2 separate regions of the Mus musculus genome follow, and region 2 is linked to region 1. The links are chromatin loops, found by intact Hi-C in ENCODE. Cell type or tissue: heart. All regions are shown on one strand. Each heading gives the region's core, and the rest is flanking DNA. Links, peaks and the distances in the headings are about the cores only.

The links. Peaks named below come from ENCODE experiments on the same cell type or tissue, not always from the same donor. Only the 100,000 strongest peaks of a DNase experiment are listed, where the experiment ranks them.
Region 2: a loop joins it to region 1, with 5 times the contacts of the local background. A loop is called at or near these places in 7 of 42 quality-filtered maps.

What each region holds. Positions count from the first base shown.
Region 1 is chr6:6,953,564-6,958,947 of GRCm38, reverse strand. It overlaps Sdhaf3 (succinate dehydrogenase complex assembly factor 3), which reads right to left and starts at 2,930. Exons shown (of 2, transcript NM_001077713.1): 1 at 2,748-2,930. The coding sequence starts at 2,921. In heart, for the core only: a CTCF peak has its summit at 3,141; a DNase peak (open chromatin) is centred at 2,987; H3K4me3 peaks cover 1,654 bases; H3K27ac peaks cover 1,215 bases; H3K27me3 peaks cover 416 bases.
Region 2 is chr6:7,657,642-7,663,025 of GRCm38, reverse strand. The region is part of intron 2 of Gm35051 (a long non-coding RNA gene); the gene reads right to left. Among named protein-coding and RNA genes, the nearest start is that of Gm35051, 33 kb to the right of the region's middle. In heart, for the core only: a CTCF peak has its summit at 2,118 (motif pointing right); a DNase peak (open chromatin) is centred at 1,395.

The sequences.
Region 1 (5,384 bases), core at 202-5,201:
GCCCCACCCTCCTGTTTTATTTTGAGATGAAATCTTGATAAAGTGCATTGGCTACTCTTAAACTTTCGATCCCTGTTTTTGGCCTTCCGATACATAGGATTTCAAGCATGTGTCACTGCACTGAGCTCAGGCTATGGATTTTCTTTGTGTTTATTTTTATTACAACAACCAGCTCCAACAGGAATTTCCAGGATTCCTAAAATGACATCAATCTCCCCCCTCAGTGATGCTCTTAATGAGCTGATGGCCTTACACTGGGGCCCACCTCTTAAAAGTTTCTATTTGCTCTCTCAGCACACCACATTAGGGATCAAACCGTCAGCATATGAAGTGCAGAGAGATAACCTTTCCCTAAAACACAGCTTTGACTTAACACTAAAGACATCCAGCAGGTATCACCTTAACCAAATTATCATCACACTTATGACTTGATAATGTGTTGACAACACTTCACCTCATGAGATTCTTTCAAGAATGTAATCAATCCAATCATCAGTAAAGATCAAATAAACCCAAACCGATGCACTGTCCTAAGTGACAGAAGAGCACTTCTCAAAAAAGCGTCAAGGAAAGACTGAACAACTGTCACTGAGCTCCAGGACATCAAAGAGGGCAAAAAAGAATGATCCCAGCACTCGGGAAGCAGAGGCAGGCGGATTTCTGAGTTCGAGCCCAGTCTGGTCTATAAAGTGAGTTCCAGGACAGCCAGGGCTATACGGAGAAACCCTGTCTCGAAAAACAAACAAACAAATAAACAAAAAAAGCCAAGTGCAGAGTGGGATCCAGCTCTGATCCTGAAACCGAGACGGGATAGTCTTGAAAGCAGCAGCATGGTGTGAAGTAAGTCCTGTAATGAAAAGTTCCCGAGCAATGGTAACTTTCTACATTTTGATAAATGTTCTGGTTATATATTAACAAAGGGGGAAGCAGAGTATTGAATGTATGTGAACTCTAAATTGTCTTTGCAACTCTACTGTAAGTCTAAAGCTATTTTAAAATATTTTTTAAAAAAGTGATATTGCTGTCACTAAGCCTCCTGTGATCATCAACACATTTCCCAGTTTTCTCGTATCCTTTCCTTCAGCTTTTTATAAACTTATTCTAAGTTCTATCCTTTCCTACATTTTCCTTAAACTTTCTAGTCCTTAGACTTTAGGACTTTCAAACTAGAAGTCTTTCTTCTCAGCACAGATAAAGTCTTCCTGTCTGGCTTCAAACTTACTTAATAGACATGACTTTACAAACACTTATTATAGCTTTGATATGATTAACAATATAAATAGTACTTTTTAAATATACTAGCATTATCCATTGCAGATCTCTGAGTTGCAGGCCAGCCTGGTCCACAGATTGAGTTCCAGGACAGCCAAGAACACAGGAAAACACTGACTCAAACAAACTGAATAAAATAAAGTAATAAATACACTAACATTGAGATGCCTGTTGTAAATACCGTTATTTTACAGACCGAAAGACTAGAAAAATTAACTGATGTAATGTTTAGTAAATGCTGAGGTCTGAATTTAAATCTAGTTTTCTGATTTCAATACCAACTACATATTTAAAGAAAGTGTTTTGCATTTAAAAATATTAAACCTCCCCAGCTCCTGGCAACCAAATTATATCTAATAAACCAAGACTTTTAAGAAAGTTATACATTTCATTATTATAAAGTTCTCTCTTCAATAATTCTACAATCAAGAATTATAGAATTCAATGAAAATGCTTTTCCCTAGCCTAATCTTTATGTTGTTTTAAAGGTAAATATCACTTCAGCCACTATCAGCATGAAAAATCTTTTTTACTTTACCAGAGCAGTTTCTTTAAAATACCTAGATGCACTCTAGAAATGCCCAACTCCTTTCACCTCCTGATATTTTCAAGATGGGAGGAGATCCTGCAAGACTCTTCAGCATCATGCAATACTCTTTCTCCCCCTTCATTCTTAAGAGAAAAAAAAAAAAAAAAAAGGTATTAGGGTCGTGGAGATGGCTCACTGAGAAAGGTGTCTGCTGCCAAGCTGTGCAGCCCGCGGTTTGATCCCCAGGAGCCATGTGGTGGAAGGAGAGACCATTCCCTTGGGTTAGCCTCTGACCTCCAGCACACACACACACACACACACACACCCGTATACACACAAATAAATAAATATGTACCTAAAATAAATAATAAGAAAGAAAAGAGAAAAGTCAAACACTGAATCCAAACGCGTGCCCCCGCCAGCATTACCCCTTTAACAAATTGCAATCCTTAGGTCTTTTCTAGGTTATATAATTTATCTGTCAAGTGGAAAGCTTACTAAGGCCCTACAATTACAAATTAACAAATGATCGAAATGATCTAATTCTGGCAGCTAAGTAATGACATCATGTTAATTACACGGCTGTCACCTAAACAGCCTAAAGGCAACGCAAAGGACAAACGCCGACGAACTTTTGGAGCACTAAACAGTCAGGAGTGCAGTAACGTCTGAGACACGCCACCCTTCTCTCTCCAGCACCTGGCACCCTCAGCACTCTCAGAAAGTTCTTCTGAATGCGGGGGAAACTGCTCAAGCACAGAGCCTGTGCGGGAAGCTGGGGGATTCGCGACGGAGCTTGAAAGAAGTGCTGTTTGACCACTTTAGTCTGTCTATTCCAGACGCCCTGTTTGGCCGTGCACGGACCCTGGGAAGCAGCTAGGAAGGTGGGGTCTGAACTGAAAACCCAAGGTCCGGGACGAGGGGGCGGGGAGGGGGCGTCACTTGCCTCCCATTCCTTCAAGAATCGCTGGGCCTCGCCAGGACCAACAGTCTTATGTCTCCTAAATTCGTCCTTCACGTACTGGTCACCCAGGGCTTTGAGGTCCGGGGGCAGAGCCCGATGTAGCAGCAAGATTCGCCTATATAAAGCCCGGACTCTCGAGACATGCTTCCCCGGCATCGCGCCGCGCCTGCGCAGAAGGTGGGCGTAGCTCCGCCCCCGCTAGGAAGTCGCCTATGGGTGAACCCCAAAGCGGGCGGAAGAGAGCGCGCGACCTTCATCCGGTTTGGTCCGTCATAGAATCTTGTCCTTCCGGAAACCCGGATTTGGGGCGGGCGGACAGAAACGCTCTGCCAAAGGCGCGGCTGTTGAGGAGTAGTTGTAATTTCTTGAGTTTCCTAGAGAGGTGCTGCTGTGTAAGACAAAAAGTCTTGTGTGAGCGACTTGTTACCTTCAGAGTTAACTCATCTTCTCCATTTGCTAGTTTCTTCTTATTAAATATTTGAGAAAGACTTCATCGAACTGAAGTCTTCTCCAGAAAGCCTTGCGTGGTTAATCCAAAGTGTTATGGCTTCTGAAATAGTGTGGCATTCGCCGGTCCCTCGCAACAGCCCTCGTCCTTTGCAGTGCTGTACTTGGAGTTTATGCAGTAGGCATAGCTTCTTCCAGGTAGTTATCACAAGTGAGCCCTGAAGGGCAGACTTTGTTGGTCTAGGTCAAGTGCACTATGAAAGAATCTTGGGAGTTATTTTATGTGTATTTTTTTTCCAAGACCAAGATTCTGAGAATTTTTATTAAACAATGTGAGATGAAAATGTGAGACCCTGACTTAGAGCGTTTCTCCCTGGAAGATAAAGCCCCTGGATGTTTCCCAAGCTTGTTTTCCCTGATCTTTAAAAAATACAGCTAGAAAGAAGCTCTTTGTTCTCTATAGCCAGCAAAAAGCCTTTTTGTTTCTATACTGTACAACCAGAGATGCCTGCCTTCCTGTGCCAAGGACACAGAGATAAAAATTCAGAAAGAACTCACTCCCCACTCCTGCCTTGTAAATTTCACCAAGGACACCCGGAAGAGAAGAACTCTTCCCAAGTCCTCCCAACTCTCCTCCCAACTCCTCCCAAGTCTCCTCCCAACTCCTCCTAACTCCTCAGCTAGCTGTTAAAAGCTCCCTACTGTCACCGGGTCGAACTCCCCTGCCCTGCACCAGCAAAGGGACTTCATCCTCAGCTAGCTGATAATAAAACCTCTTGCAGTTTGCATCAGGTATGGTTTTCTCTCAGGACGTTGGGGTGTTGGCCAGCTCACCTGGGGACTTGCAGAGGCCCAGCATCGGGGGTCTTACAAAAACAAGAAATCTAGATGTTCACAAGTCCAAACTTGTGTAGAGGTGGGGAAAAAAAAAGTAACTATTTCAAAAGCTGATAGCTTCTTGTCCTTATTCTTTCGTTCCAATTAAATTTTAATCCTTCAGCAAATCCTAATAGCTCCACCACCAAAATCATGCAGGAATCAAACATTATTTCCATCACACCCTGTACCATAATTATCTCTTTCTACTGGATAGCTACCGTATCTGTGTTCTTGCCTCTGGCCATGTTGAACTTCAGTTATGATCTACCCAGGCTGTAATTAGATAACATCGTTCCTCTGCTTAACAAATCCTCAGTAGCACTCTGTTATTGAACAACTCAAAGTCTCTCTACCTCTAGAATTTAAATGTTCTATTTATTCACTCCCTAGTAAGTCAGTTCCACTCACACTGGCCTCCATCTTTGAACTCCTTCACTTCCAACCGGAAACCTTGTTTGGAGCACTTCCGGGGGCTGGTAGGAGGCATCACTTGCCAGAACCAGTGTGTCGGCTCACTGTCGTGTGACCTTTCCCAACAGCCTTGTTTGAAACTAACATAACCAAGCCAAACCTCCCATGGTGCTCCTGCTTTTGTTGTTTTTTCTTTTTTGTCTTCATAATACTCAGCAGGCCGTACTTTGCTTAGTTACTGATTCTAGCTTCTGACAAGAATACTTAGGGGAAGGCGTTTTTCAGGAGGAGGGAGTGTTTCCCACCGGTCTGGCTGTGCTCTAGACATGTAATAACCACATTACTGTTGCATTGGTGCAGAGCGTTTATTAGTGGTGTTGAGCACATCAGGATTTGCATGTTGGTAAAACACAAGAGGGCAAGAATGTGTGCAGTTGTCTCACAAACATAGGATTTCTGTCTGTGTAACAATTATGAAATCAAAAAAGACAATAGCCTACAATGTTTTTTGCTCATTTCGAGGTCTCACTACTGTACAGCACAAAATAAGAAGCACTCCAGTATTTATGCCCTTGAATAGAGTTTTTCCTTTAACTTTAAGGAAATTACTTGCCTAAAATACTATCTTAATAAATTTAATTTGGTATCATGACAAATCACATTAATGGCAAGGATTGAAGAGCAGTGTGGTTATTTTATTTCAGGGCATCTTTGCTACCAAATTTCATCTGTTAATATCCTTGAAAATTGAAAATTATTTTATTCTAGTTTGCTTTTTTTTTCTGGTTTCTCTTCAGGTTAAATTAACAAGTATAATAAATCCTTCTTTCAGAGCCAAAGCTCCTTATTAAAATGTGGAAAAAAACATCCTGCCAACGAACT
Region 2 (5,384 bases), core at 113-5,112, 700 kb before region 1:
TCTTAATATGTGAATTCTTAATATGTGAATTGGGTATGTGTGAATCTACAGTTAAGTACTTTTCTTGGTTATGTATTAAAAGCCACAACTTCAGGAAATGATCATGCAAATCCCTTTGTCACACTGTCTTGTGATTTGACATGTTACTCAGGTAGTATTTCTGGCTATTTGTTTTCAATCAGTGTGACCCAGGACTGTGCCATACCCAGTGCTCCTTTGTGATTAACATGAACATAACGGTGTGAGAAAATGAACATCTCAGACTTTAAAGAAAAAGTGAGGTGGGGAGCCCCATCTCTGTATTGGGCAACACAATTTCTCATGGCAGTGGGGGTGGGGGGGATATTGTGAAGCAGGTCTACTGTCAATGCCACAATGTATTGATGACCTGGTCAGAAATCAGATACTCAGTTGCTGAGAGGGACCAGGCCCATGTACATAACTGTTGCTGTCTAGAGTTGAGGAGCTATGGACAATGATGAAGGCCACTCAGTCTGTCCTCAGATCTGGTTCTTCAAGGCCAGGTGACACCACTTGTAAGAGAACCCATAAATAGAGATTTCTGTAGAAGTTTGTTTTTTAAGTAATGATTAAAATGTTAGAGAATATTTAGGTCAAACAAATGTCCTGTGTGTTAACAATAATTTACATAATTTAATTAGTGTTTGACTCTAGAGGCCCATGAAATAAGGCAGAACCTTCTGGGTATTTCTGATGAGGGAGTTCCCACTGGCTAGGGGCAGGCCATTGGAAAGGATGCAGCTCTAATGTTGGCCATCATCACCCTTGGGGCATCTGTTTTGCTGGGGAGTCTGGTGTCCTCTATTGGCAGCACTATACTTTAGAAAGGGGATCGTGAGTGGGTGCCTAGAGGAGATGATGACTTGGCCCCATTATAATAATCCAAAAGAGTATCTTATGACATGTCAAAAGACAACCTTCAAAACAGTCCATGAACTGACCTAATTAGAATTTGTTTTCCACTCCAGAATCAGTTTTTATCTAAAACGTAAAACCTCTCTTTTGGGTATGGCAGAACATTTTTTTGTTTGTTTGTTTGTTTTTTGTTTTATGTAATATAGTTCGAGCAGAATAAGGAAACAGTACAACACAGTACAGAGGTCTGTTAACATCTGGTTATCTCCAATTACTTCCCCTTGGGAGGTAAGAGGGGTGGCATTGATTGTATTAGTAATTACTTTCTGTTTCTGTAATAAAATATCATGACCAGAAGGAACTTACAGAAGAAAAAGTTTATTTATTTTTGCATGTGCTTCCGGAGGGAAAGCCTATAATTGTGAGGGAGGCTTGGCAATGGTCAGCAGGAGCAGTAGCCTGGGAGATCATATCTATTAACTGCAAACAGGAAGCAGGAAGAGGAAATGAAGTAGGGCAAGGCTATAAACTCTCAGAGCCTATTCCCGGTAATGTACTTCCTCCAGCAAGGCAGTATCTATGAAAGGCCCTACAATCTCCCAACTGAGAACCAATTATTCAAATACAAGAACCCATATGGGACCAACCTCCATCCTGCTTATCGAGTTGTTGACTATTGATGCTTTCGGAAGTCTGAGTATCACTGGACCCTCTCCCGATCTCTCAGTTCAGATAAGTAACTTAGTTGTGTGCAACTTTAGCATGAATATCTTCCTTGCAGGTCAGTACTTTGGCATCTACATCAGAACATCAGACCAAATGGCTTCCTATATATTTTATTTAGCATAGATCATCACTTCTCATCAGCTAGAGAACAAAATGTATTCTTTCATTTTCATGCTTTCAGTGTCTTGGATCATGGAAAGAACAACTGTTTGAAGTGAATGAGGAGGGATCCAGGCGAGTCTGACTGCAGGATAGACAATGCTATGACAGACCAAATGCCAGTCTGCCTTTATGTTTGGTAATTTATGCTAGAGAGATAATGACAATTCAGAGTAACATCTTTTCCAGGATGACCAGAGCTGTCACATTTATAAAAATTTAAACTGTAGGTAGGAAGGAAGTTTTGGAAATCAGGGTACTGCAGCTGATAAGGCGTGTTAGGGTGAAGAGCCAGTTCCTAGACTTATTATGACTTATTTTCTAAGTTCATTGGTAGCCTTGTGCATTAATATGATATGGCCACTAGGTGGAACTCGTGCTTGCTGTCTCTTTTTTTACACAAGGCAACTAAGACTAATGAAGCCAGTAGTGTTCCAATTTGAAGGCAACCAAACCCTTCTACAAATACTAACTATAATATTGACATCTGTTAACAGTCAGTTCAAACAATACCTCAGGTGAGACACAATAAAGGAATAATTGTCCAACACTCTTTGCTATGATGCTTTTGTGATTTGAGTTTCAGTGAAATTGGCCCTGGACCCTGTCCTCTTCGGGGTGAGTGTGTGTGTGTGTGTGTGTGTGTGTGTGCAGGGGGTGTTATTCCTCCCTTACTTTGTTCATGCATCTAGATACAGTGTGTGGTTGCTAAGCTCCTGTCTTACTTTTGTAGCATCCCTGCCACTTCAGCTAGCGAGCTGACTCCTGAATGAGTTCAGATTATGAGTAACAGCTGAGCATGACACATGGGCAAACCAGCTACAGCATGACTAAAATCCCCCCCTTTAAGATCCATAATTTCCTTTAACTGAGTGAACGTCATACATACGCATTATATACAACCCAGAAACAATAAATAAATAAAGAAAGACACAATCAATCTTGGAACTAAAAAGAAATAGTCATTTTAGTGAGTGTTTTTATAGTGCTTTGGTAGTCATTATTTATACATGTTGTGCTAGTTAGTTTTTATTGTCAATTTGACACAACCTAGAATCTCCTGGTAAGAGAATGTCAATGAAGTACTGCCTATGCATTATGTGGGTGTGTCTATGCAGGATGGTCTAAAGTCAATTAATTGATGTGGGAAGGTTCAGGCTACTGTGGGCAGCACCATTCCCTACACAGGAGTTGTGAACAGTATAAGAATGAGAAATAGAGCTAAGTGCAAGTAAGCAAACAAGTGATTGTGTAATATATTTATTTTTCTCTGCTCTTGACTGTGAATGCGACTTGATCAGCGGCCTATCTTGACTTTCCCACAATGATGGGATGTGACCTAGAATTGCAAATTAAACCCTTTCTCCTCTAAGTTGTTTCTTGTCAGTGTTTTGTTTGTTTGTTTTAATACAGCAGATGAAACAAGATAAGAACACATGTGATTAGCCAGGTATGTTTTTAATATGCCTGCAGTGTTGCAAGGCACCGTGTTAGATTTCTCAGTTCATAAACACTGATGTCTCCAATCTAGAAAACATTGGACAAGATACAGAATGTTTTTTCATCTGTATATGTGCATACAAATGCCTGCAGAGGTCAGAACCTAGTGTTGGATGCCATAGAAACGGAGTTGTAGATGACCGTGAGCCACCATCTGGGTGCTAGAAACAAAATCTGGGTCCTCTGCAAGAGCAGCAGTGCTCTTAATTGTTGACCCATGTCTCCAGCCCAGCCCAACTGGTTTATATATTTTTAAAAGAACTATAATATTTTCCACATATTGTTTAGCATCCTGCTTTGTATTTTGTGCTTTCCTGAGTAATATTCTTAGAATATGTTTCACAACTTCAGCTCTCAAAAATCATAATTTAAGATTCATATTATATTTTTTGACTATGCAGCAATTCATCTAATGTTTCTGTTCTTAAACTGTAGGGTATATATATACATATATATGTGTGTGTGTATACCTTTTATGATGAAAGTGATCATTTGACACATAATATTGCAGATGAATATTTGTTCACATCTGTAGTGATAAAACTGAGTTCCTGAAGGTAGGGTTGGTGGATTAAATGATTTATAACATGGTAAGGTTTGATATCTCTCCTTAAACTTCCTGCATGAGACCTACAAGGATCTGTCTCTATACCCATGGTTCTTTGAATCCTCACCATCAATGAGCATTTTTATTTAAATATAGTTTCTAGTTCTAAAGGTAAAATATCATTGAAAATTTAATTTTGTTTATTATTATTCTGTGCATCACGTGTGCATGCATGTGTGTGTATGTGAATGTGTGGTATGTGGTGTGTGTAGTGTGTTTGTGTGTGTATGTGTGTGTGACAGCATGTGTGCATGTGCTGTGTGTTTGCTGTGTGTGGTGGGTGCATGTGTGGTATTTATACATGTACGTGTGTGTGTGTGTGTGTATGAGAGAGACAGAGACAGCATGAGTATGACATCATGTGTGCTTGTGTATGTGTGTGTGATAGCATGTGTGCACGTGCATGTGTGTGTGTATGTGTGTGTGTGAGTGTGTGTGTGTGTGTGTGTGTGTGAGAGAGAGAGAGAGAGAGAGAGAGAGAGAGAGAGAGAGAGAGAGGAGAGAGAGCACTTGTGTGGAGGTCAGAGGACCACTTTCAGGAGTTGCTTCCCTCATTCTACTATAAGTTCTAGAAACTAAACTTCAACATCAGGCCACTGCAGCCTATTTCACTATTAAAATTAATACCATTTATATCCCTTTGCCTTTGAGCATGGTTTTCTTGTTAATCGTTCTTAATAGTTTTTTTTTTTAATTTGCATTTTTTGGAGATTTTCTTGGTCCTGTTTCTTACTGGTATTAGCTCTTTTTTATTGTTATGAAGATTTTAAAAATGTATTAGTTATTAACTGCAATCATATTTCATTTGCCTTTATTGGATTTCTGTCATGAATGAAATACATTTTACTAAGGTTTCTAAGACTAGATTCACCATTATGCATCATTTACAGGTGAGGCAAGGGAAAGTGTTTTTATGGCTCTAAGAATAAGCTTTCTCTTTACCCTTAGATTTTACCATTTCTTTAAAGGATCATTGGCCAAATACTAAGGAAATTACTGGAAATAATTCAACTTTTACTGGTTCCAGAAATATTAAGCATGTCAGAGAATGTAGAACGAGGACTTACTCAGTCCCAGTACTGACAGCAGTGCCCACCAGGAGAGACTGACTTAGACTACCATCCAAAGACATCTATAAAATACACAGCTGTGCCCACCAGGAGAGACTGACTTAGACTACCATCCAAAGACATCTATAAAATACACAGCAGTGCCCACCAGGAGAGACTGACTTAGACTACCATTCAAAGACATCTATAAAATACAAAGTTGTGCCCAGGTGGCTCATGCCTTTGATCCCAACACCTCTGAGGCAGAGGCACGCTGATCTCTGTGAGTATGAGGCCAACCTGGTCTACTGAGCATGTTTTAGGACAGCCAGGGGTACACAGTGAGAAAAATAAAATCTTGAAATATATAAAAATAAAAAAAGAAAAGAAAGTGTTGAAAAATACAATAAAATTTAAAAATACACATTTGTTTGTTTTGCTTATTACTGAGTTATTTGAGATGACAG